2 separate regions of the Homo sapiens genome follow, and region 1 is linked to region 2. Evidence: read pairs that join two places in POLR2A ChIA-PET (ENCODE). Cell type or tissue: B cell. All regions are shown on one strand.

Region 1 (2,500 bases), 110 kb before region 2:
ACGGTAGAGTGACGTGGAAAACAGTGGAAAGTAAAACAGTAGAGTGATGTGGAAAACGGTCTGCCAGTTCCTCAAAAAGTTAAACGCAGAGTTCCCACATGAGCCTGGGCAGGGCCTCCAGCCCACGGCATCACCATGCTCCCGAGTGTCCTGCAAGTCCACTTGTAGGTATATCCAAGAGAGCTGAATATAGGTATTCAAAAAAAAATGTGCAGGTGAATGTTAAAAGCAACATTATCCACAATAGCCAAAAAGCAGAAAACAACCCAAATGTCCATCAATGGATGAATGGATAAACAAAATGTGGTCCATCTAGACAATGGAATATTATTTGGCCATAAAAAGGAATGAAACTCTGACACAATGTGACTGAACTTTGAAAACATCATGCTAAGTGAAAAAAAGTCAGACAAAAAGGCCACATATTGCATGATCCCATTTATATGAAATGCCAGAAGAGGCAAACCCAGAGACAGAAAGTAGAATAAGTGGCTGCTGGGAGGGTGGAGAGCAGAGTCAAGGAAAAGGCAGTGACTGCTAATGGGGACAAGGTTTCTTTTGGGGTGGGGGTGATGAAAATGTTCTAGAATTACAGGTGATGGTTGCACAATACTGTGAATGGGTTAAATGCCACTAAACAACACACTTTAAAAACGTTAAAACTGGTGAATATTCTACCATGTGAATTTTACATGCTTTTTTAAAGAGGTGAGAAAAGAAAACAAAAACAAAAATACTAATTCCAATAGCCATGAACCCCTCTAGAGCTACTAAAATACTAACAGGCAAAAGCAGGTTTGCTGTGACCCCAACAGCACAGAACTGGGTCCTTCAGTAAACATGCTCCTTTTATACAACAAGACCCCAAACAACCACACTGCCATCAGCCATCAGCCATCAGGGTAGGCAGCCTCTATGTCACCACCAACCACGAGTCCTACAGGACAACTGCAGGAGGCTGCAGCAAGCCCACTGTACACATGGGAACTCAGAACCATCTCCCAGCTAAAGATCCAATGCCTGGGAGTATGAGAATGTGGGACACATAAGGGAGAATTCACCAAGGAGGAGCCAAGGCAGAAAGAGGAAGTGGCCTCAGAGGGCTGGAATCACAAGAGTTACTACCAGCAGAGCCCCACCTCAGCCAGGCCTTATCACAGGCCCTACACTGCCTAAAATCCAAATAAAACAAAACTGCCATGGTGGCTTTTTTTTTTTTTTTTTTAAGGGACGAGGTCTCACTCTGTTGTCCAGGCTGGAGTGCAGAGCCACAATCATGACTCACTGCAGCCTCAACCTCCAGGGCTCAAGCAATCCTCCCACCTCAACTTCCTGAGTAGCTGGGACTAAAGGCACGCACCACCACACCTGGCTAATTTTTGTACTTTTTGTAGAGACGAGGTCTCGCCATGTTGCCTAGGGTGGTCTCAAATTCCTGGGCCCAAGAGATCCACATGCCTTGGCCTCCCAAAGTGCTGGGACCAACAGGCATCATACACGGTGGTTTTACACTAACACACTATTGGGGAAGTGCCACAGGCCTCAACGTCACAAGGTGTTTCACTCATTTATTTGTCCAAATACCTGCTTAAGTTTCTACTTAGGGATCAGGGACACCCTTGGGGTGCCAACAACGATAGGCCTCCTACTGGGAGCTGCCTCAGGAGCCCCAAGGAGAACACTGGAGTGGGGGGCACAGCAGGCACAGCACATACCGGAGAGAGGCAGGGTTGAAGTCCCTCACACACTGTTCGCTGGGTCCCTAGATCACAACTCTAAGCACTACTGTTCACGAAACAAGTCATGTGCAAGTCCAGCTAACCACCTACTTTATCCACTCGTGATGGGCTACGACTGCTGTGGATGGGCAATACCAATGGGGAGGGGAGAATGGTTTTCATCATAGAGTCAGGGTACTGGAGTGGTAGTCAGATGTGCCCCAGGTACTGAGCAGGGAGGCGACAGGAAGGAGGCCCAGAAGCTCATGCCCTTAGCTGTCCAGTCAAAGCCAGAAAGCCTGATTCACCCACAAGGGCCTCAGCTTCCTCACCTGTAAAATGGGAACAGCACCCACTTTATTGCTAACACTTCCTGAGGGCTCCACGAAGAGTAGCTGTGAGTGTTGTAATTACAGAAAATAAGAGTGTGTAAGAGAGGCTGTCTGGTGGGCTGACAGGCCACGGTCCCCTCTGGCAATTCCAGTCTCTGCTCATGGTTTTCTGCTTGAATTTAAACTACTCCCAAGTGGTCTCCTAAACTACCCCCAAGTGGCCTCTACCTCAGCTTTTATAAATGGCCATTTCCCCTCTTCTAGATGATCCAGTCACGAAGCTCCCTGAGAAAAGACCTGGGCCAAACCCAATTTTCACACTTTTCTTTAAGGAAAATTTCAAATCCACCCACAGAGTAGATAATGGTGTGATTAACTGCAGGTGCTTACCACCCAGGTCCACGGCCATCGGGGACCACCCTCGTGTCCTCCACATGCCGCTCCTTTCTC
Region 2 (2,500 bases):
AAAAAATTAGCCAGGCATGGTGGTGCATGCCTATAGTCCCAGCTGCTCGGGAGGCTGAGGTGGGAGGATCACTTGAGCTCAGGAGTTTAAGGCTGCGGTGAGCCATGATTGTGCCATGCACTCCAGCCTGGGCGACAGAGTGAGACCCTGTCCTCCCACCCCGACCAAAAAAACAAAAAAAGCCGGAGGGATTCCAACTCCCGGAACCCCAATTTACCAATGTGCTGTCATGTCTTAGCGACACGGAGAGACACTTTGCTTTCAGAAACCTTAATATGTTCTTACCTCTTGACAGTACAATTCAGACAACAGACTTGCTGCTTCAAATTTAACATCTTCGAACTGCGGGATCTAGTGACGTCCAGTTAAGGAAGTACAGACACTGCGAAAAAGGTCGGTTTGAAAGGGCCACAGCTTGGGGCTCCTACCCTGCCAAGGTCTGCAGGGCACACACGTCCCTGCCTGCCCTGAAATTCCAAGTTTTCCTGTTCCCCCAGTGAACCTTGAGCTTGCTGCAGGGCAGGGCTTGGAGCTGGATGCAAGGTACGAAGAGAAGCACAAAGAGGAGCACAGCGCCCAAGGGCAGCAGAGGGCCAGGTGGGGGACACTCCAGGTGCTCTGTGGGCCGAGCCTCAACTCACAGGGCATGTCGGGAGGTGGGATTCAAGCTTTGATACATTCTTTTTATTTAAGTGGAGAATTCCTTAAAGGGAACCATACCAACACGGAAAGGATACTTGCTGTGATATCAACCACTGAAAAAGAAAGAAAACAACGATTAATTCTCAGGCAAACACCTGGCACCTGGTTACTGGCTCGCTCTGGGGCTTCCACAGGTTGTCCTGAGAACAGAGGCTGCCAGGTATCCAGGTAACAAGAAGGCGGCCCGCTTGGCCTGAGAGGGTAGGCTTACTCCCCTCCAATCCAGCCAGGGGAATGGAAGCTATAGAGCCCCAGTGGGTGCCTGGGCAGGAGGGGACATGCCCTTCTGACATCAGAGGAGGGGCTCGCACTTGGAGTCAGACCCCACAGGCCCATGGGTGGGAGCTGCTTCAGAAAGGAACAGAGCTCAGAGGTGACCTGGCCACAGCAAGGCCCCCAGGTGTCACACGGAAGTAGGGCTGGCAGTCAGAGGTCAGGCAGAGAGGAAGGACGTTCAGCAAAGCATAACACGAGAAATCAGTTTCAACTGGAGAATGGGTCTTGGGGGGCAAGGTTAGTCCTTCTGAGCAAGAGGCATTTGAAAGATGCTTGGCTATAAGCAAAGTCAGTCTCTCAGAGGGGAGGGAGGGGGCTCCAGGAAGGGCTGACACAGGCAGAACTGCGGGATGGCACTGAAGATGCACACCAGGAAGGCAGTTCAGACAACAGGCTCCAACTCAGGGACCACTGTGCCCTAAAGTTCCATGTTCCAACAGTTCCCAGGCTAGTCCAGGCCACTGACCACAGCCCATCAGACCACCCAGGGTCCCAAGCACACAAGCCTAACGCTGTCCCCAGCGACTCGCATGTGCCACACACATTCAGAGCAACCTGCACCTGACAAGAGCCTCGGTGGTTGCTGGAAGGTGGATCCGGAGCACAGCAGGAGACCCTAACTCATCGCACTCTGTGGGAGGACTGCATGGGGCAGGGCAGCATGTGTGGCAAGTATGGGAAGTGAGGGGCCAGTTCTCCAGGAAAAGGGGGAGCAGGAGGTGCTCCAGGCACTGAAAAGCCCATAAAAAAGGCAGAGGGCCAGGGAGGTGAGGCTGAAGCCCGATGGTCTCTGCCACTCATGCGGCAACAGCGGCCACTCCTAGCTGAGGGTCAGAATGCCCTGGTGTCACCCCTGGAAGCTGACTCAGTCAGGGGTGGAAAATGAAAGCACCTGCCCAGATGGGAGTTTTCAGACCATCCTGGATGCAGCAGAGAGTATTCACGAAGGGAGTGCGGAGGAGCCAGTGAGGCCTGGAGATCCACGGCTGGGGGCAGCCTTGGGGCTGGAGATCTCTAGGGCAAGGGTGAGCAGCAGCTGGGAATGTCACAGGCACTGGGAAAGCACAGAGCTGCATCGAGAGCAGCTACTGCCAAGACACAGGGGGCCAGGAGGACAGCTGTGGGAGAGAGCCCGAGCCCCTGACACACATGCACCCACACGCAGGAGCCCAGACCACAGGCCCTCTGCCAGCCCAAGCGTCTGCCTCCTGTGGTCCCCTCTTGTGGCACGGACAGGAGGGGCTCGGGGTCCTCAGAGTGGCGGGGCCAGCACCTGCCGTCAGAAGTGTGGCCCCAGAGGTGAGGCTCCTCAGCTAGAGGCTGTGTGTGGGGACAGTGGCAACGTGTGTGATGCAACAGAAGAGCAGAAGTTGGGGGCTTTTTTCCACAGAAGCTGCTGCATCCCACTGAGAAGCCGGGTCTAACACAAGAAGCTCTGGAAGGCCACCAACTGGAAGGGATGCCCAATCACACAGGAGAGAGGGGACTGTGACAGAGGAGCCGTACTAGAGCTGGGCTGAGG

What was found. Peaks named below come from ENCODE experiments on the same cell type or tissue, not always from the same donor. Only the 100,000 strongest peaks of a DNase experiment are listed, where the experiment ranks them.
Region 1: POLR2A ChIA-PET joins it to region 2 with 8 read pairs; 3 of 35 experiments call an interaction of 5 or more read pairs at or near these places.

The regions. Positions count from the first base shown.
Region 1 is chr19:19,443,598-19,446,097 of GRCh38, reverse strand. All of the region lies in intron 1 of GATAD2A (GATA zinc finger domain containing 2A), which reads right to left. Among named protein-coding and RNA genes, the nearest start is that of MIR640, 9.8 kb to the right of the region's middle. RefSeq lists an enhancer at 1-97. In B cell, no CTCF peak of the experiment used is centred here; DNase peaks (open chromatin) are centred at 1,097 and 1,447; H3K4me3 peaks cover 863 bases; H3K27ac peaks cover 2,354 bases.
Region 2 is chr19:19,333,973-19,336,472 of GRCh38, reverse strand. MAU2 (MAU2 sister chromatid cohesion factor) reads right to left here. Exons shown (of 19, transcript NM_015329.4): 2 at 738-755; 3 at 286-351. Among named protein-coding and RNA genes, the nearest start is that of MAU2, 14 kb to the right of the region's middle. RefSeq lists an enhancer at 1-790. In B cell, no CTCF peak of the experiment used is centred here; no DNase peak of the experiment used is centred here.